4 separate regions of the Homo sapiens genome follow, and regions 1, 3 and 4 are each linked to region 2. A link is a loop called in an ENCODE intact Hi-C map of the cell type or tissue named here. Cell type or tissue: CD4-positive, alpha-beta T cell. All regions are shown on one strand. Each heading gives the region's core, and the rest is flanking DNA. Links, peaks and the distances in the headings are about the cores only.

Region 1 (5,597 bases), core at 891-4,890, 230 kb after region 2:
CATGCTCCAGACTCTGCGTCTGCAGATGAACTTCATCAACCAGGCCCAGCTCGGCATCTTCAGGGCCTTCCCTGGCCTGCGCTACGTGGACCTGTCGGACAACCGCATCAGCGGAGCTTCGGAGCTGACAGCCACCATGGGGGAGGCAGATGGAGGGGAGAAGGTCTGGCTGCAGCCTGGGGACCTTGCTCCGGCCCCAGTGGACACTCCCAGCTCTGAAGACTTCAGGCCCAACTGCAGCACCCTCAACTTCACCTTGGATCTGTCACGGAACAACCTGGTGACCGTGCAGCCGGAGATGTTTGCCCAGCTCTCGCACCTGCAGTGCCTGCGCCTGAGCCACAACTGCATCTCGCAGGCAGTCAATGGCTCCCAGTTCCTGCCGCTGACCGGTCTGCAGGTGCTAGACCTGTCCCACAATAAGCTGGACCTCTACCACGAGCACTCATTCACGGAGCTACCGCGACTGGAGGCCCTGGACCTCAGCTACAACAGCCAGCCCTTTGGCATGCAGGGCGTGGGCCACAACTTCAGCTTCGTGGCTCACCTGCGCACCCTGCGCCACCTCAGCCTGGCCCACAACAACATCCACAGCCAAGTGTCCCAGCAGCTCTGCAGTACGTCGCTGCGGGCCCTGGACTTCAGCGGCAATGCACTGGGCCATATGTGGGCCGAGGGAGACCTCTATCTGCACTTCTTCCAAGGCCTGAGCGGTTTGATCTGGCTGGACTTGTCCCAGAACCGCCTGCACACCCTCCTGCCCCAAACCCTGCGCAACCTCCCCAAGAGCCTACAGGTGCTGCGTCTCCGTGACAATTACCTGGCCTTCTTTAAGTGGTGGAGCCTCCACTTCCTGCCCAAACTGGAAGTCCTCGACCTGGCAGGAAACCAGCTGAAGGCCCTGACCAATGGCAGCCTGCCTGCTGGCACCCGGCTCCGGAGGCTGGATGTCAGCTGCAACAGCATCAGCTTCGTGGCCCCCGGCTTCTTTTCCAAGGCCAAGGAGCTGCGAGAGCTCAACCTTAGCGCCAACGCCCTCAAGACAGTGGACCACTCCTGGTTTGGGCCCCTGGCGAGTGCCCTGCAAATACTAGATGTAAGCGCCAACCCTCTGCACTGCGCCTGTGGGGCGGCCTTTATGGACTTCCTGCTGGAGGTGCAGGCTGCCGTGCCCGGTCTGCCCAGCCGGGTGAAGTGTGGCAGTCCGGGCCAGCTCCAGGGCCTCAGCATCTTTGCACAGGACCTGCGCCTCTGCCTGGATGAGGCCCTCTCCTGGGACTGTTTCGCCCTCTCGCTGCTGGCTGTGGCTCTGGGCCTGGGTGTGCCCATGCTGCATCACCTCTGTGGCTGGGACCTCTGGTACTGCTTCCACCTGTGCCTGGCCTGGCTTCCCTGGCGGGGGCGGCAAAGTGGGCGAGATGAGGATGCCCTGCCCTACGATGCCTTCGTGGTCTTCGACAAAACGCAGAGCGCAGTGGCAGACTGGGTGTACAACGAGCTTCGGGGGCAGCTGGAGGAGTGCCGTGGGCGCTGGGCACTCCGCCTGTGCCTGGAGGAACGCGACTGGCTGCCTGGCAAAACCCTCTTTGAGAACCTGTGGGCCTCGGTCTATGGCAGCCGCAAGACGCTGTTTGTGCTGGCCCACACGGACCGGGTCAGTGGTCTCTTGCGCGCCAGCTTCCTGCTGGCCCAGCAGCGCCTGCTGGAGGACCGCAAGGACGTCGTGGTGCTGGTGATCCTGAGCCCTGACGGCCGCCGCTCCCGCTACGTGCGGCTGCGCCAGCGCCTCTGCCGCCAGAGTGTCCTCCTCTGGCCCCACCAGCCCAGTGGTCAGCGCAGCTTCTGGGCCCAGCTGGGCATGGCCCTGACCAGGGACAACCACCACTTCTATAACCGGAACTTCTGCCAGGGACCCACGGCCGAATAGCCGTGAGCCGGAATCCTGCACGGTGCCACCTCCACACTCACCTCACCTCTGCCTGCCTGGTCTGACCCTCCCCTGCTCGCCTCCCTCACCCCACACCTGACACAGAGCAGGCACTCAATAAATGCTACCGAAGGCTAGATGGCTAACTCTGAGCTCACTGGAGGCATGGACAGGAGGAGGGAAGGGAGAATTCTCCAGGCCTCCACGAAGCAGCTTAGGGAAAATTGCCATAAAGACGGGACAGAGGTCTGCAGGGGAGGAAGCTGCTAAGCTCTGTTCTCTGGGGAGTCTGATGATGGTCACTGGATGTGGTCTTGGTCCTTCCCAGAGAGTAGGGGCCTCTTTTAGCCCCTCCCAGAATGCCCTGCCCTACCTTTCCCATGCAGAACCGGGCAGCACCTGACAGACTTGGCAGCACCCCTTTGTTGTGTATGGGTCTCAGGTTGTCTGTCTCCCTCGCCTACTGGACTGGAATGCCTTGAGGGCAGAGAAGCTGCAGGCTTGGTTCCTTTCTGGCGCTCAGCAAAGTCTTGAGTGGCAGCAGCTATGGGGACTGTTCATTCCAAAACGGTAGAATGAATTGCAGCAAAGGTGGAGGGGTGATTGCGCCCTCTGGTGGCCATGCCTGTGCCAAGCGGAGAAGGCTGGTTCAGGGTCGGGAGGGGAAGGCCTGTGGGTGCATCCCTGCAGCAGGGAGCTGGGAGCCACAGACAGGAGAATCCACTCCTTTCTCTTTCCACCTACAGGTGCTTGCTGGGTCTCTCCATTCTGATATTAAAGGGACACCTAGGCAAGCCACCTCCCTCCCTCCCTCCCTCCTTCCCTCTCTCCCTCCCTCCCTCCGTCCCTCCCTCCTTCCTCCCTCCCTCCCTCCTTCCTTCCTTTCTCTCTCTCTCTCTCTCTCTCTCTCTCTTCTTTCTTTCTGAGACAAGGTCTCACTCTGTCACCCAGGCTGGAGTGCAGTGGCATGAACACTGCAGCCTTGACCTCCTGGGCTCAAGCGATCCTCCCACCTCAGCCTCCTGAGTAGTTAGGACCACAGGGGTGCACCACCATACTCAGCGAATTTTTTATTTTTTTGTAGAAACAGGATCTCACTATGTTGCCTAGGCTGGTCTCAGACTCTTGGATGCAAGTGATCCTCCCGCCTCAGCCCCACAAAATGCTGGGATTATAGGCGTGAGCCACCAAGCCTGACCTTTTTTTTTTTTTTTTTTTTTGCCACAGTCTTGCTCTGTCACCCAGGCTGGAGTGCAATGCAATGGTGGGATCACAGCTCACTGCAGCCTCAACCTTCTGGGACCAGGTGCTCCATCTCACCCTCCCATGTAGCTGAGACTACAGGCCACACCCAGCTAAATTTTATATTTTTAGTAGAGACCAGGTTTCACCACGTTGCCCAGGCTGGTCTTAAGCTCCTGGGCTCAAGCAATCCTCCTGCCTCGGCCTCCCAAAGTGCTGGGATTACAGGTGTGAGCCACTGCACCCGGCTTCTATATGTGATAGTGTACATTTCAGGATAGAGCTGGGAGCCCCAATGACCAGTGTTTGGAGAGGTCAGGGTCTGTCCTCAGCAGGATCTCCTCCACACTGTGTGTGGAGCCATGAGGAGCGTCAGGCCTGGAGCCCCTGAGGGGCCCTCTCTTGGGCTGGCAGCCTACACCATTACCACAGCCAAAACTGCCCTTTGAGGAGCAGGGGAGAAATATGCAGGCTGACAGGTTGGAGCTGGGGCCCGGTTTGGCCGGTCCAGGCCAGTTTGAGATCTGCTTGTCCACTCAGGGCCTCTGGAGGGGAGAGCTAGAGCTGGCAGCAGACAGCTAACTTGGTGGGCTCATCATGGCAGCCCTTGGAGGGTTGCTTTTGCCCTACTCCCCAGGGCATGGCTGTGGGGGAAGTCTATGCTGCCGTCCTCTTTCTGACTTGGGTACAGGGGCTCCTGTGGTGGGCTGTAGATCCCTGTTATCTGCTCATCTGAAAGAAGGAGGGTCTCTGACCTACCAATCGGAAGCCCTGTGCCCCACGTGGGCTCTGACCCAACCTGTCATCCTTCCTTGGCTGCCTGCAGAGAAAAGAAAACAATAGTCTTTTCCCCCTGGCTGGAGTCTAGGGAAGTCCACTGTTGAGTGGCTCTGAGACTATTCTGGCCACAATCAGGGGCAGGGACAGGAAGCTGGAAACAGAATCCCATTCAGGGAACCATATTTTGCATGTGGGAGGCAAGGCAAACCTGCCTGTCTTGGGATTGCCAGGCCCACCCTCCAGCAGTTCCTGGTGGACCTTCCATCTCCCCACCCCCCACCCACGCTCACAGCCCTGATGCTTTTGGGGCTGGAGATTCAGGAGAGCATTTGGAGAGGAAGCACACGGGCCATGGTAGGGGGCTGTTGGGCTCGGCTCAGGTGAGTCTGGGGGTCTGTGGCACTTGGCTCTGTGCTGTCTACGTGATCAGAGAAGCCGCGCACCACTATCTCAGGTCCTGCAGGAAGTGGTTGGAGCTGGGCCAGGGTGGGGCTGGGTGGGAGGCGGCGCCCTCTGCATTGTAGTCAGGAAGGGTACTCAGAGATGGCTCCAGGTTCTCTCCTCCACACGGCGGCCATCCTTGCCCATCAGCACGGCCAGGAAAGAGACAGGACTCAGGCCAGATTGCCTGGGCTTGCCTGCCAGTTCTGCCATTTGGATTGTCTCAGGCAGGTGACCTCCCCTACTGGAGCCTCAGCTTGCTCGCTCTATAAATGGGAATGAGCAGCGCCACTCTGCAGGACGTTGGAGGGATTCGTACACTATGGGTAAGGGTCTGAAACACTGAGCAGGGCCTCAGTTATTATTAGGTGATGGGATTTACACGCAGGACCCTCAACTGATGTGGCTTCAGTGTTTCTCTCTCCACCCAGTGCCTCCCAGGGCACTGACAGGGTTCAGATGTGGTTGCATCAGAGGCACATGCAGCTGGGACAGTAGCTGTCTCTGGGAGCAGGACCAGGGCTCCTGGGAAAGTCCATGGACCTGGTGTTATCCCCTCGTGTTGGGGAGCAGAGAGTGCTTCCCAGCACAAGGAAGTAGAGGAGCAGGCATGAGACTCAGGCAACCTGATAGAGGAAAACTTCAAGGAGAGGAATGTCTGTTCACTAAGATTTCAAATACAGTTTGCCCTTTTCCCTTTAGGACACCTTATTTAATGCCGTCAGCTTCTAAATATCCTTAGAGAACTTTCATGACATCGTAGTTTCACACTAGAGTTGCTTATAAAAGCCAAACTTCCTTTCTTTTCTTTCTTTTTTTTTTTTTTTGTAAGACGGACTCTCGCTCTGTTACCCAGGCTGGAGTGTAGTGGTGTGATCTTGGTTCACTGCAACCTCCGCTTCCCGGGTTCAAGCGATTCTCCTGCCTCAGCCTCCCAAGTAGCTGGGATTACAAGTGCGCACCATCACGCCTGGCTAATTTATTGTATTTTTAGTAGAGATGGGGTCTCATCATGTTGGCCAGGCTGGTCTCGGACACCTGACCTCAAGTGATCCACCTGCTTTGGCCTCCCAGAGTGTTGGGATTACAGGCGTGAGCCATGGAGCCCGGCCCAAACTTCCATTTTTAAGCAGTTCACGAATCCCGCCTACTTCCTGCAGATCACCCGGTCCTTCGTTCTCATAACCCCAAGAAGCAGGGAGGGGCA
Region 2 (5,597 bases), core at 824-4,823:
ACAGTGAGGCCCAGTCCCTAATCTGGTGGATTTTTTTTTTCTTTTTTTTTGAGACGGAGTCTCACTCTGTCACCCAGGCTGGAGTGCAGTGGTGCGATCTCAGCTCACTGCAAGCTCTGCCTCCCAGATTCACGCCATTCTCCTGCCTCAGCCTCCTGAGTAGCTGGGACTACAGGCGCCCGCCACCACACCCAGCTAATTTTTTGTATTTTTACTAGAGATGGGGTTTCACCGTGTTAGCCAGGATGGTCTCAATCTCCTGACCTCGTGATCCACCTGCCTCGGCCTTCCAAAGTGCTAGGATTACAGGCGTGAGCCACCGCGCCCGGCCTTTTTCTTTTTTTGAGACAGAGTCTCGCTGTGTCACCAGACTGGAGCGCAGTGGCACAATCTCGGCTCACTGTAACCCCTGCCTCCCAGGTTCAAGCGATCCTCGTGCCTCAGCCACCCAAGTAGCTGGGATTACAGGCACCTGCCACCACACCCGGCTAATATTTGTATTTTTAGTAGAGACAAGGTTTCACCATGTTTCCCAGGCTAGACTTGACCTCCTGAGCTCAAGTGATTCGCCCACCTTGGCCTCCCGAAGTGCTGGGATTACAGGTGTGAGCCACCGTGCCCGGCCTAATCTGGTGGAATTTTAAGGAGATGAGTACAGTGGGAAAGCCAGCGTGGGCTGGAGTGGGGACTGGAGGCATGGTGGGCCCATGAGTTACAGTGGTCTGGGAAAGCTCCCTAGAGGAGCTGACTCTGCATGAGATCTGGGGGAACCACAGGGAACCAGCCATGGGAGGCCATGGAGAAAGACTGGGAAGGTCTCAGGAGCAGAAAGGCAGTGTTGGGCTGGAAACCAAGCCCCAGCAGTCTTGGGAGACATGGGCAGTGCCAGGCCCCATGAGGACCCAGTCAATGTAAGGGGTGATGGCTGCAGAGGGCAAAAGGGGTGGGAGAGACGGAGCTAGGAGCTGGCCTGAAGTGGCGGCAGGCTTTGGGCAAGAAAGCCCGGTGGCTTCCAGTACAGTGGGGTGCTGGGGAGAGTGGGCAGGGGTACATGGATTCAAGGCACATTTTGGAACTAGAATGGACAGAGTTTGCTGAAGGCTTGAATGTGAAGGGTGAGAAATAAGAAAATCCAAAATGACCCTTAGCTTTTTGGCCAAACTGCCATTTCCTGAGATATGGAAGCTGGGAGGAGACACAGGTTCAGCCGTGGGGTATTGGGAAGTGGAGCTTACTTCCCAACACTAGGTTTTAGTGGGGTTTTTTGCTTTTTTTCTTTTCATTTTGAAATTCCAGGCTTGCAAAAATAGTACAAAGAACTCCCATTTACAGGTACCCTAGCTTCCCTAAATGTTAACATTTTAACCACAGAAGGATCAAACACAGGAAATGAATATTGACATAAACACTGCTAATTAATCTGCACAGCTTATTGAAGTTCTGTCAGTTGTCCTAAAGTCCTTGTCCTGGAGCAGGAACCAATCCAAGATGGCACTAACGTGACCTCGTCCTCCTGTCTCCTTACTCCCCACCAGCCTGTGACGGTCCTCAGTGTTTCCTCATCACCTCTGAAGAGCTGAGGCCAGTTATTCTGTAGAATCTCACTCACTTTGGGTTTGTCTGGTGGCCCCAGGGTTTGGGAACTTGCAGGCCCCCAGGCCTCAGCCGCCTGAGCAGGAGGGTTTCCGTGGAGCAGAGGGGTGGGAGCCTGACAGGAGTGAGCTGAAGTACAGGGGAGATGGTGGGTGTGGGCAACACCCAGGGAACAGAGAAAGGGACCCAAGCTGAGAAGCGATATGGGGTCCAGGGAAGCTCAGACAAGGGCCACGTGTGCTCGGGTTGAAGGGAGTGAGGATTGTCAGGAAGGGGCAGTGGGGGAAGGAGGGCTCTGCCACGTCCTGGCTCTCTTTTCATCAGCTGTGGTGGGGAGGGGGACAGGTCCTGGGACAGGAGGAGGAGATGAATGGCCCTGCTTGCAGATGGAAGCCCCAGAAGATACTGTAGGAGGGTTGGGGTGGGGCGGGAGGAGCTGTGAGGGATGGCTGATGGGAAGTGGGGGGGCTCACCCTCTGCAAGCAGCTGGAGGTCCGTGGGGGTGGAGGGGGCATGGCATTGTCCTAATATCCCTGTTCCATCCATGAAATTGGTGGGGAGGGGACTGGGGGCATCCATTCCTTCCAGGCATGCCCACCCCAGAATTCTGGCTGGGAGAGGCTGGGCTGTGACCCTCCACATATCCACCTGGTGGCACCTGCTGCATGAACACGCACTTCACATAGGTATCAGCCCAGCTCACCATCTCCCACCAGTACATGGCATTTTGTATCCTTCATGCATCACCTAGTTTTGCCTGTTTTGCTGCATCCTTTCCATTTCTGGGCTTTTGCTTGGATAGTGCTTCCTCCATGAAGCCTCCCTTGATTTCCTCCATCAAGAGCAATCACTGGAGCATCTTCCACTGCTCCTGCTTCTTTATATTGTGTTTGCCTGGTTACTGCTAGCGTCCTCAAGAGGCTGCTGTTTCTGCTGGGTGGCCCTGCTACCCCAACACAGGGCCTGACACAGCGAGTTTGGGGGCCTCCTGCAGTTCCTTCTTTGTCCACTAGATGACACACGATGCCCGTGTCTGGGCCCATTGATCCTCGAATTCGGAGCACCCTTGTGGTCTTTCCCACCTGCAGCTGGCAAGCAGGGGGGCCTTTAGAGACGATCCCTACCCTCTGCCCCCAGGCCTGGAAAACTGAAGCCCAGAGAAGGAGAGGACCTGACTGAGGCCACACACATTAACAGTAGAGTTCGGACTCCCAGCCTGCCACAGGCTCTTTCCGCAGTGTGGAGTAGGCTGCCCCCACACCCTTCCCCAGTCGACCCAGGCTTCCCTGCAGCCCCTGCTGGGTGTCTGGCTGAGCTGAGACCCCAGGATGGGCTGGCAGGCTGAGGAGTGTTGGGCCTCCTGCCCGCCGCTGGTGGTCACATGCTGGCTGAAGGGCTGCCTAGCTCAGTCTCCAGTTAGAAGTTGGCCCCAGCTTGGGCAGTGTGCTGGCCACACCTCCCCAGGGAAACAGAGACAGAAGCAGTCCACTCCAAGGTCCCAGGATATGGTCACCCTGACAGCAGCCCCTGCGCAAGCCCACTCATCAGGTTATGAAGGCTGCTTACACCCAGGGTGGCTGGTCCCTGGCCCTGGGAGGAAGAGGCAGACCCAGAGATGGAAGGGCCTTGGCCAAGGCTCTCCAGCAGGGCCAGAGGCAGGGCTGGGCTGAGCTCCATCACTGGCCTCTGTGGGCAGCCCCTTGCCCACCTCCAGGCCAGCCCCCTGCTGAAGAAGGCATGTGTGAGTGAAGGGAGCTGGGGACAGGGAGGCAGAGTTGTAGGTCTCTGAGACCTGTCATGCTGACCCAAGAAGCCAACCTGTTTCCATTTCAGGATTGAGGTAGGGGAGGAGGGTGGGGTCCCCATACTCCCAACAACGCCCAGAAGCAAAGGAGGGTCCCAGGAAGGGGCAGAGCTGAGCTGGACCCATTCTCAGCCTGCTCTGTGGCCTGGGCCAGGTCCTTCCCTCTCTGAGTGCCCCGCAAGTTCCCTGACCACCATCAGAGGGCCCAGGCCGGTCCATGTGGGAGGCCCAACCTGCAGGAGCTGTTAGAATCCTGGGAACTCAAACTCCAGCTCAAAATTAAAATCTCTTTAGTGCCCAGGGCCTCAGGTTCTGAGTGTAGGGTTCTGGGGTGGGGTGAGGTGGCGACTGTTCTGGGGCAGGGAGCATGGGGAGGTCCCGTCACTCACCCCAGATTCAGGCCCTCAGTCCCATTTCCCCTTTGGCCCTCTTCTGTGGCTTTCTGTGCCCCCCGCCACCCAGTCAGTATTCAGGGTGGGGGAAGTGACCTCTAAGAGATCATAGGTGTCTGTAGGGCCTATGGGGCATGGGGTCCCTGGGAAGAACCATCACTGACCTGGGGAAGCTCTGGACCCTGAGTCTCTGGAAGGACTGGAGGCCTGAGGGAGGCAGGGCAAGGGGAGGTTCCCTCGGCATGGAGTCCCCTGATGCCCCTGTCCCCTACCCCAAAGCAAGCCTGGTGAGCTGAGATGGGGCATGTAGATGTGGGGAGAGGCTGGGGTGCCTGGAAGCCAGATGGGGACAGGCCTGGGTGGAAGAGGCTGGGCAGTCATCTCTTGCTGGCTCTATGAAGTGTTGCCGGACCTCAAACACCTGTCTAGGACATGGCGCCCCTTGGGCTGGGAATGGCCCTCCACCCTTACCCAGGGGAGCTGGAGAGTCTGGCCAAAGCTTCAGGGGGCTGGAATATCCTGGAATTGGGGCAGGGCCAGTTTGGAAGGTCTCTGCTGTGGGCAGTGGAGGGGCAGAGAACAAGGCAGAGCCCAGCTAGGCCCCTACCCAGCCCATCAACTTTAACCTCTGATCCCTGACCTCCCTTCCAGGCTCTCTCCCCACTTGTCACTTTGCTGGAGCCTGGGGACCTGCATTTGTGGACATCTCTGTACACATGGCCTGTGCCCTAGCTGGGAAGGTCTTCCCAATGGGGAGCTGGCCAGTGTGGCACAAAAGCCTGCACTGGGCCAACAAGGTGGAAGGAGAAGCGGCAGGTGGACGGCAAGGCCCCAGCCTCCTTCTCTCCTCCGCCCCTCTTCCCGCCCAGGACTGGGTGGAGCCACTGCCTTATAAGTGGTGGCCTGGTGGCAGCAGAGCAAACTACAACCGGCGGCCAGCGGGACCAGAGGGCGGCTCTGCAGGCAGGCGGCAGCGGTGCCCTCAGTTCCCCAGCATGGCCCCCTCGGCCTGGGCCATTTGCTGGCTGCTAGGGGGCCTCCTGCTCCATGGGGGTAGCTCTGGCCCCAGCCCCGGCCCCAGTGTGCCCCGCCTGCGGCTCTCCTACCGAGGTACCAGCCCCTGCGTGCCCTGTTTGTGTGCATGTGCCCTGTTTGTGTGTGTGCGCTCTGTTTGGGTGCATGTGCCGTGTTTGTGTGCATGTGCCCTGTTTGGGTGCGTGTGCCGTGTTTGTGTGCATGTGCAGTGTTTGTGTGCGTGTGCCGAGTTTGTGTGCGTGTGCCGAGTTTGCGTGTGCCGTGTTTGTGTGCGTGTGCCGAGTTTGTGTGCGTGTGCCGAGTTTGCGTGTGCCGTGTTTGTGTGCGTGTGCCCTGTTTGTGTGCGTGTGCCCTGTTTGGGTGCATGTGCCGTGTTTGTGTGCGTGTGCCCTGTTTGGGTGCGTGTGCAGTGTTTGTGTGCGTGTGCCGAGTTTGTGTGCGTGTGCCCTGTTTGGGTGCGTGTGCCGAGTTTGTGTGCGTGTGCCATGTTTGTGTGCGTGTGCCCTGTTTGGGTGCGTGTGCCCTGTTTGTGTGCGTGTGCCCTGTTTGGGTGGCTTGGGCTCTTGGGTGCCTGGTCAGCTGTAGGGGAGGGAGCCTCTCCCTGCACAGCTCTCGGGGAGTGGGAGGGAGGCAGGTCCTGGGAGACAGGACCAGGGTGGCGGTGGGAGGCACCTGAGGGGGAGTGCTGAGAAAGGGACAGATGGAGACCCTGAGAGAGCTCAATAAAGATGGGGAGGAGACAGAGGAAGGGACCAGGCAGGGGAGAGTGACAG
Region 3 (5,597 bases), core at 766-4,765, 450 kb after region 2:
GCACCCTCTTCCGGCCAGGCCTTGGGGTCTTCAGGGTCGCAGCGACAGCTCAGGGAGGTCCGGATCAGCTGGGAGAGCTATGAGAGCAAATGCCAACCTTCACCCTCTCCAGCCCACTGTGTTCTCTCCACCTCCACCTGATCGCACAGGGCCTGCCTCATCTTCCAGGGAGGCTCCCAGGGCGCTCCTCCAACCCCAGAAGGTTTCTGGAGCCTGCTGGCCTGGCTTGAATGGAGCCCTCTCTGGTCTACATCTAGGGGTGCTGTGCCCACAGCTTCCTCCCCTCCCAGCCTCCCCGGCTCTGCATACCGTAGGTGCTCCAAGTGATCATGGCAGTAGCCCTGGCACAGCAGATACAAGAGGTTTGGGGCTGGGACCCCCTCCCAGGACCTGTCCATAGCTCTGTGTCTGCCGCCTCATGGGAATCTTGTGTAGCCTGTGTGGCCGACCTTGTTTACGTGGAGGTGGGATTGGGCCATTTAGCAGCCTCTGAGAAGTTGAGTGACTTGCCAGGGACACAGTCAAGAAAGGGCTGCCCTTGGGCCAGAACCTGCTGCCTGCAGCCACAAGCCCTTCGTGCTCAGGGGACACTCTCAATGGGACCTTTAGAATCCCCAGCCCTCTCAGAATTCTAGCTCCTCTCTGATCTTGCTAGAGTCCCGTGTGCCGCCCTAAACAGGGCCAGAACTCATTCTCCTTCCTTAGCCTATGTTGCGCTGGGGCCTGGGAGGGGGTTACTGAAGCACTAAGTTTAGGAAACCCAGGAACACCAATGGTAGGGAGGCAGGCACCTCTCAGGGAACAAAAGTGGGTGAGGGCAGCCAGGGGCTTTCTCTGGACTCAGGAGAGAAACATCAGCAACTGCCTTCCCATGGGGTGCAGGTCTCCTGTGGCCCTCTGTACCTAGCCACTCCTCGGGCCAACGGTAGCAAATGCAGCCTCCACCCTCATCCCGGCTCAGGCCTCTCTGGTTCCCTCCCTGACTCTCCAATACTCACTGTGTGCCCTTGAGTAAATTCCTCCTCCTCTTAGACCTCAGTTTCCCCACCCATTGGCTTAGAGAGGGGAACTAGATGATCTTCAAACCCCCCTGCTCCAGCGCTTGTTTCCTAAACTCCGCCAGGGGCTCCTGGGTCACAGCCTCTGTCTCCTGGGAGGGAGTGAGGACTGGGAGACTTGGGGCTTGAAATCTTTGGGAGAAGACAGCTCCCTTGTTCATTCAGAATAATTCTTTCAAAGGTCATTTCGTCCTGTCCTGTCTCCATCTTAAAGAGTTGTCCATCTGATCCCTAGGAAGGGGCGGTCCTGGGATGCAGCCAGGGCATTAACCCCAGGACTGCTTGGTGAGCAGAGAAGTCCTTTCTCCCCAGCCCGCCAAGTCTCTCTTTAGTCTGAGCTGGGAAGAGAGGGAGGGAGGGTACAGGCGAGAGGTGCATCCAGGCAGGATGGGGTTAAAGGAGAAAGGGAGCTAGAAGGGGGCTGTGGTTGCCAAGGCAACGACATTGCTGGGGCCATTGGAGCCTGCTGGGGAGGGAAAGGAGAGGGGTGTCCCTCCCAACCCTCAGCTTCATTCTTCCTTTTCAGATGCTCTTTGTTAAAAGGGAATCTCCGTAGCCTCCTTTTGTGGCTGGGAACAGGAGTGGGGAGAGATACTTCGGGCTTCCATCCAGCCCTGTCCAACACCCTCATGTCACCCACCTACCCTATCCCTTCCCTCCCATCCTTCCTAGCAGGTCGGTTTTCTGTGCTGCTGGACTTTTCTTCCATTTATACTTGGCCAGTCCTTGGCTGCCTGAGGCCAACTGACCCCAGCCCAGGCCTGCTCAGGCAGCAGCCTGCCCTCCACCCAAGGACACTACCACCTCCTTTGTAGGCCTGCTCTGGATGTGGCAGGTGTGTCTGGCAGAAGCAGGGGCTGGCACAGAGGATGCCCTCACTCTGGGCATCCGTTGGCCATAAAGGCCACGGGCTTCTCTCGTCACATGGCAGTCACTGTCACAAGGCCCCCTCCATGGCCTCATTGGGTACAAACCACCCCGTGCCCCCCCAGATTCTGGTAGGTGCCTGGACTGCAGTAGCTCTCCATTTGGCTGTGGGACCTCTAGCCAGTCATGCCCAAGGACTCCATCTCCCCACCTGTGAAGTGGGGTGATAAAAACCATACCCCCTCCAAAGGCTGCTGTGCGGTCTCACAATCAAACCCGCGGGCCTCCCAAATGCACAGCGAGGCTCTGGGAGGCTTCCTGCCTCCTCAGCCCTGGTGCTACTCGCCTCCACTGTGGCAGGCAGGCTCCAAGAGGTGAAGATGCTCTGCTGGTGAGTGGCAGTCAGAATCGAAAACCAAGTCTGTCTGATGCCAAAGCCTGTTCCTTTAACCCACAAGAGGCATCGCCCTTGGGTAAGTCTAAAGTGGGCCAGGAGGGGCTGTGCCCAGGGATGCCCACAGGCTCTACTTCCTCTGCCTTGAACCCTCTCTGGGGGAAGACAACTCACCACCACCACCAGGAACTTGGAGCTGAGGGAGACCTGACCCAGCCTAGAGAACCTGTTCAAAATAGACAGGCACTGAATCTGGAGGTGGGGGTGGTGGGGCGTGCTGAGAAGCGCAGCTGTGAAAGGCCTGGGAGGCTGCAAGAGTGTCCCGCCGGAGGGGAGCGGGTGCCTGTCTACAGCCCACCTGCAGCACCAGACTTCATCCGCGGTCCCACTCTGCCCCCTTGCGGACGATAGGCTCACATCCCGGCTCACTCCTGGGCTAGGTGGGCCAGGTGCGCCCCCAGAGGGAGATCAGGCCTGGGGCTGAAAGGGGCGCGCGCGCGATGACCTGAGGAATGGGCCGCACCTTCCAGTTTCTGCTGGAAATGACTCTCTTTTGACAGATACTGAGCACCAGCCTGGCGTTGCATGCAGCCCATGGCCCTTTCCTTCTACCAGGAGCTTTGAATCCCAGGCTCCTGGTGGGGAGTGAACTTAACTCTATTTTCCAACCCTGCATTCCACTTTTTTTTTTTTTTTTTGAGACAGAGTTTCACTCTTGTTTCCCAGGCTGGAGGACAATGGCGCGATCTCAACTCACTGCAACCTCCGCCTCCTGGGTTCAAGCGATTCTCCTGCCTCAGCCTCCCAAGTAGCAGGGATTACAGGTGCCCACCCCCACACCCATCTTAATTTTTTGTATTCTTAGTGGAGATGGGGTTTCATCATGTTGGCCAGGCTGGTCTTGAACTCCTGACCTCAAGTGATCCACACAGCTCAGCCTCCCAAAGTGCTGGGATTATGGGCGTAAGCCACCATGGCTGGCCCCCTCCATCCCATTTTTAAACCCCCAACCCCAGGGCATTCAATCGCTGCTGGCAAAACCCTTGTATCAGGAAGCTCACTACTGCTGGGAGCAGCCCATATTTTGGAGGGAATTCTGATTGCAAAAATGCCCCTTGTCCACGAAGCTGGCATTTGCTGTCCTCAGTCACAGCTCTGTCTTCTAGGGACACACAGAATCAGGTAGCCCCTCCCTCAGAAAGTTCTAAGCAGATCCAAAGTCCCAAAGCCCACCCCACCTCCACACTTCTGTCTTGTGGGGGTAAAACAACCAGATAAAACACCCTGGTTCTGACAACCTTCACAGTCCCTCTTACCTGAAAACACTGGTAGTCCCTGTATCTCAGGAACCTCAGAGGCTGAAGGGACCCAGCCCCCGCGAGCACCGCCACTTTCCTCCACCTTGGCTTTCTCTTGTTGTTCCTTGGATCTTGTCCTTATTTTTAGCATCCACTTGCCACTGATTTTCTTTCCCCAAGCCCCGTCTCCCTCACCTGAGGCCTTGTGGGGAAGATGCATGGATGGGACTAACAATGATTGAGCACCTACTGTGTACTTAACATAGTGTTCTGTGCTTTACTCAAATTATCCAGTTTAGCCCCAAGAGGTTATTACTATTTTTATCCCCACGTTACGCTGGGAACTGAGGCTTGGCAAGCAAGGCTCTGGGTCCAGGAGAAGAGCTGACTCTTATCTCTGAGAAATCCCTCCAGGCCAGCTGGCTTCTCCACCCTGATTCTGTCATCTTCCTGGATTTGTGAAATGTGCACATTTAACTCCTCAAACATGTATCAGGTCCCCATATACTCCTGGGACTGTGACAGGAACTGCAAAAACAACCCCAGGGGTCTCCAACCCCATCACTTTGCTGAGGAGACACTATGGGATCCTACTCGGGCTTTGAATTGGGTAATGGGTCTGGACAAGGCCTGGTCAAGACAACACCCTTGCAGGCCACATGGGTTGGGCTGATCACATCCAGCCCCATCCAGCCCTATCTTGTCACCCAGGCTCACATCTTTCTCTGCCTTGTGCCCAAGGCATTTGAGAGAGACCTGGCTTATGCTCTGCTGAGTCCAGATAGTGGCTCTGCCCAAGTCTACTCCATGGAGGAGGCAAGTGGAGCCCGGCCTCCAGGCAGATTTGAGATGGAGCAAGAACCACTCACTCATGGAGGGTGAGAGTGTGTCAACCCTAGAGGAAAGGTTAAGTTCTTTGCCTTTTTGTATGTGTGTGCCAGAGACTCCATTGACATATGGTGATATTTATTGACCTCTTCTCAAAATAATGTTTCAAAATATGTAAAATAGATTAAGATTACAAAAGATTTTCATGAGCAGAGAAAGATGTCCACAAATTATGACTAAATGCATAAAATCAGGTTACAGAAGAGTTCATATAGTGTAAGTTTCCATTTATGAAAGAGAGGAGTGAAAAAGGGAGGGAGGAAGAAAAGAAAGAAAGGAGGGAGGGAGGGAGGGAGGAAGAAAGGAAGGAAGGGAGAAATAAAGAAAACTATCCCTAGAAAGAATACTATCTTTATAGACATGGATGACCCTACCATCCATCCCACTTTGAAAAGCATGACAGGGACTAGGCGTGGTTGGTCACGCCTGTAATCCCAGCATTTTGGGAGGCCAAGGTGGGTGGATCACTTGAGGTTAGGAGTTCAAGACCAGCCTGACCAACATGGTGAAAACTCATCTCTACTAAAAATACAAAAATTAGCTGGGTGTGATGGCAGGCGCCTGTAATCCCAGCTACTCAGGAGGCTGAGCCAGGAGAATCGCTTGAACTGGGGAGGCGGAGGTTGCAGTGAACTGAGATCGTGTCATTGCACTCCAGCCTGGGCAACAACAGCAAAACTCTGTCTCAAAAAAAAAGAAAAAGAAAAGAAAAGCATGACAGGTCAGTGGCTCCAGGTCATGGTCCCCTTTGGCTCCTGGACAGGTCCCCTCAGGTCACAGCCAAAGTTCCTCATTCTTGTCACTGACTCCCCCTTGCCTAACAGCTGGGATTTAACTCTGGGCCAATCCCTAACACAGCCCCAGTGGTACTGCATGACCATCGTCCATCTCTGAATCTGCCTCCCCCGTCAGACCGTGGCTTTCTGCTCACTGCTTTTTCTGCCTCTGTCGTAACAGTCTAGCTAAACCAAGTCACTACTCACTTTTTAGGAGCTGCGGGAGTCGCTACCCAGCTGGAAGGCCACATAGCAGGGCAGCCTGGTTCTTTTAAAGTCATCACAGGCTGGACATGGATTACAGGCTCACGCCTGT
Region 4 (4,000 bases), core at 1-4,000, 110 kb after region 2:
ATACCCTGCTTCCTTCACTTCCTTATAGATTTCTCCTGAGAGGATTTCATAAATCGCTTGCACAAGAGTCCCCACATCAGGGTCTGCTTCTACGGAACCCAATCTAAGACAACCTTTGTTGTGGTCATGAAACTGCTGCTGCCATCTCGCCTGAAGATGAAGCCAGCATACACTGCAGACAGGGCCCTGATGCACCAACCCTGGGGCGTCCTGCATTGGTTTTCCTGCTACAGGTACAGGAATGCACTTCCCTGCTGTCTAAGACAATCTGAGACCAGCATCTTTGATACTTAAAGCCAAAAACATTATAAATTGAATAAAATTCAAGAAACAGACTTCTGGACAGCCAAGGTAAGGTGGCTATATCGATTCAAATTTCCCAACACATCCTAGGAAGGAAGGAAGGAAGGAAGGAAGGGAGGGAGGAAGGAAGGAAGGAAGAAAAAACTAACACTACCAAAACCCACACCTTTAGCACAACTAGAATCAGCAGAATGCCTAGACTTCAAATTATCTGTAAATTAAAAAAAAAAAATCTATCTCCAGTGAGCTGTCTCTCACACTCTTGCTGCAAGTTTTCACAGAGAACAAGGGCAGTCTAAGAAAAACTGCAGAAAAGGGAAATAGTGGTAACCCTAAGATAGATCTAAAATCCTACCAGAGGCCGGGCACAGTGGCTCATGCCTGTAATCCCAGCACTTTGGGAGGCCGAGGTGGGTGGATCACCTGAGGTCAGGAGTTCAAGACCAGCCTGGCCAACATGGTGAAGCCCCGTCTCTACTAAAAATACAAAAATTAGCTAGGCGTGGTGGTAACCACCTGTAGTCCCAGCTACTCGGGAGGCTGAGGCAGGAGAATCATTTCAACACAGAGGGCAGAGGTTGCAGTAAGCTGAGATCACACCACTGCTCTCCAGACTGAGTGACAGAGCAAGACTTCATCTCAAAAAATAAATATAAATAAATAAATAAATAAATAAATAAATAAAATCCTACCAGAAAGAGAAAGTAACCCAGGCTGGGCGCAGTGGCTAATGCCTATAATCCCAGAACTTTGGGAGGCCAATGTGGGTGGATGAATTGAGCCCAGGAATTCGAGACCAGCCTGGGCAACAAAGTGAGACCCCCATCTCTACAAAAAATAAAAAAATAGCGGGTGTGGTGGCACATGCCTGTAGTCCCAGCTACCAGGGAGGCTGAGGCAGGAGGATTACTTGAGCCCAAGAGTTTGAGGCTGCAGTTAGCTGTGATTATGCCACGGCACTCCAGCCTGGGTGAAAGTGAGACCGTATCTCAAAAAAAGAGAAAGTAACCCTAACTGTAAAAATACTGAAAAAAAGCCCTGGTAAATCAGAGCACTTACTACAAGGAAGGGACTTAAGGGCATGCAATTCAAAGGCAGTGTTCTTTGAAAGGCATATGACTTATGGGACAGGAGGCAGAAGGAAAGGGGTCATTTGTAGACTGGAGGATAAGGGAAAAGAAGCAAAAGTGAAATGTTGAGTTCTGCAAGATAAGAGGACAAAAACCTTGGAGGACCCACATCCCTCTCCCCAGCACGTGTGTACACACACACACACACACACACACACAGACACACACACAGAGCACATTCTAAAAACAAACAAACAAAAAAAACTAATGTGCAATACTGACAGAAGAGGGCGCCCTTGAACTAGAAAGCTTGCAAATCACTCCAAATCCTGAAATGAATAGGTGAACACCGTCTACATTTGCTTCTATAAGAAAAAGAGAGCATCTTTTAGCTTTGTTTGCACATTTGAGAAGACAAGAGCATCTTAACTGATAAAATTCCCATCACCCCTAAAAAAATAAACAAGTACCAAGCAGAAGAAAACTGTAACACAATACTTCAGCTAAATAGCCTTAAACGAGTGTTTGGGCATCTGAAAAACCACCTTGAATCAGAAATTCAAAAATAAAACATATAAATGGACAAATGTCGGTAAGAAAAGAGACTTAATTAAGCTCAAGGAAAAAATGGAAAATAAAAGTATCACGGGGAGGAAGCTGAAATTACAAGGTGACCGAGAGAAAACAGAGTCAAATCAAAGCATAATGAAGTAAATTGAAGAAAGGCAGGATATAACCAAGAGAATAAAAATGAGAGAAAATAAAGGAAGTAAAAGAAAGAAAATAAAATTTTAAAAAATAAAATTAGAAAAAACTAAAAAGGGTCGGAAACTGGTTGAATTAAAAGATACGCAAAGCAGCAGCAATATATAAAAAGATACATAGATACATAGAGATATAGATACATAATGGAATCCTTGATGAAGAAAAACAAAAGAATGGAACAGAACCAAGATTTAAAACTATAATTCAAGGGAATTTTTTTTTTTTTAGACGGAGTCTGGCTCTGTCACCCAGGCTGGAGTGCAGTGGCACAAACTCAGCTAACTGCAAGCTCTGCCTCCTAGGTTCAAGCAATTCTCCTGCCTCAGCCTCCCAAGTAGCTGGGATTACAGGCACCTGCCACCACATCTGGCTTTTTTTTTTTTTTTTGTATTTTTAGTAGAGATGGGGTTTCACCATGTTGACCAGGCTGGTCTCAAACTCCTGACCTCAGGCGATCCACCCACCTCAGCCTCCCAAAGTGCTGGGATTACAGGCGTGAACCACCATGCCCGGCCAACCTCAGACTTCTTAAAAGCATCACACAGGCAAGGCAACCAAAGTGGAGAATTTTTAAAAAACTCATAGAATAAAAGTTGTGAACTAAGAATTTTATATCTGGTCAAGCTGTCCTTCACGTTTTAAACGTGTGAGAACTCAAGGAACTCTATACCCTTGAGCTCTTCATGAGGAATCTACTAGAAAAGGAACTTTATACAACCAAGAGATGACGGGAGACTTCAGAAAAAATATTGATACGTTTAATAGAGTTTATTGTAAGTTGAAGACTAAAAGGTGGAGATGAGTGTGGAGGAATAGTAATAATATTTTAACAGTTAAAATATTAAGTAGAGGCTGGGCACAGTGGCTCATGCCTGTAATCCCAGCACTTCGGGTGGCCGAGGTGGGTGAATCATTTGAGGTCAGGAGTTCGAAAACAGCCTGGCCAACATGATGAAATCCCTTCTTTACTAAAAATACAAAAAATAGCCAGGCATGGTGGTAGGCGCCTGTAATCCCAGCTACTCAGGAGGCTGAGGCAGGAGAATAGCTTGAGCCCGGGAGGCAGAGGTTGCAGTGAGCAGAGATCGCACCATTGCACTCCAGCCTGGGTGACAAAACAAGACTCCATCTCGAAAATAAATAAATAAATTAATTAATTAAGTAGAGCTGAGCATGGTGACTCACTCCTATAATGCCAGCACTTTGGGAGGCTGAGGTGAGCAGATTGCTTGAGCCCAAATGTTTGAGACCAGGCTGGGCAACATAGGGACACCCTGTCTCTAAAAAAATACAAAAATTAACCAAGCGTGGTAGCTCACACCTGTGGTCCCAGCTACTCAGGAGGCTGAAGTATGAGGATAGCTTGAGCCCAGAAGGTCAAGGCTGAAGTGAGCTATGATTGTTGTGCTACTGCACTGTGGCGTGGGTGACAGAGCAAGACCCTGTCTCAAAACAAAACAAAACAAACAACAACAATGAAACAGGACAGATACTAAAGGGTTAAGTAGGAAAGCAGGGGATAATGGAGACTATAAAAGAAACCACTAAAATAACGGTACAGACCTTCCTAAATGCCAAAAGGAATTTTTAAAATAGAAGAACTAAGAAAACATATAATGTAGAGAAAGAAACATAGCATTATATTACAATACACATAATGATTATAATATGAAGCAATATGACTGAGTTGAGGTCAAACCTATTAGCCATACCAATAAATGTGAATGGGCTTATTACAAGAAAAAGGTTTTAAATTTGGCTCACAAATAAAACCCAAACTATATGCTGAAAGTAAGAAACTGATCTAAAATGAATTAGTTTAGAAAGGCTCAAAATAGAGGGATTTCTCAGGCAAACGGAAA

What was found. A loop is a pair of places that touch in the nucleus more often than their neighbours do. Peaks named below come from ENCODE experiments on the same cell type or tissue, not always from the same donor. Only the 100,000 strongest peaks of a DNase experiment are listed, where the experiment ranks them.
Region 1: it touches region 2 in a loop (6-fold over the local background); 17 of 110 quality-filtered maps call a loop at or near these places.
Region 3: it touches region 2 in a loop (18-fold over the local background); 9 of 110 quality-filtered maps call a loop at or near these places.
Region 4: it touches region 2 in a loop (7-fold over the local background); 4 of 110 quality-filtered maps call a loop at or near these places.

Annotation. Positions count from the first base shown.
Region 1 is chr3:52,217,547-52,223,143 of GRCh38, reverse strand. It overlaps TLR9 (toll like receptor 9), which reads left to right. Exons shown (of 2, transcript NM_017442.4): 2 at 1-2,064. The coding sequence ends at 1,927. Among named protein-coding and RNA genes, the nearest start is that of TLR9, 5.3 kb to the left of the region's middle. In CD4-positive, alpha-beta T cell, for the core only: CTCF peaks have their summits at 2,354 and 2,555 (motif pointing left); DNase peaks (open chromatin) are centred at 1,623, 1,983, 2,533 and 4,413; H3K4me3 peaks cover 1,358 bases; H3K27ac peaks cover 2,012 bases.
Region 2 is chr3:52,444,215-52,449,811 of GRCh38, reverse strand. It overlaps SEMA3G (semaphorin 3G), which reads left to right and starts at 4,709. Exons shown (of 16, transcript NM_020163.3): 1 at 4,709-4,899. The coding sequence starts at 4,785. RefSeq lists enhancers at 3,859-4,735, 4,736-5,597. In CD4-positive, alpha-beta T cell, for the core only: CTCF peaks have their summits at 2,402, 2,601 (motif pointing right) and 4,705; DNase peaks (open chromatin) are centred at 2,591 and 4,691; H3K4me3 peaks cover 85 bases.
Region 3 is chr3:51,998,797-52,004,393 of GRCh38, reverse strand. No RefSeq gene overlaps it. Among named protein-coding and RNA genes, the nearest start is that of RPL29, 5.7 kb to the right of the region's middle. In CD4-positive, alpha-beta T cell, for the core only: CTCF peaks have their summits at 2,528 and 2,728 (motif pointing left); a DNase peak (open chromatin) is centred at 2,713.
Region 4 is chr3:52,337,397-52,341,396 of GRCh38, reverse strand. The region is part of intron 8 of DNAH1 (dynein axonemal heavy chain 1); the gene reads right to left. Among named protein-coding and RNA genes, the nearest start is that of DNAH1, 23 kb to the right of the region's middle. In CD4-positive, alpha-beta T cell, for the core only: a CTCF peak has its summit at 1,679 (motif pointing right); a DNase peak (open chromatin) is centred at 1,636.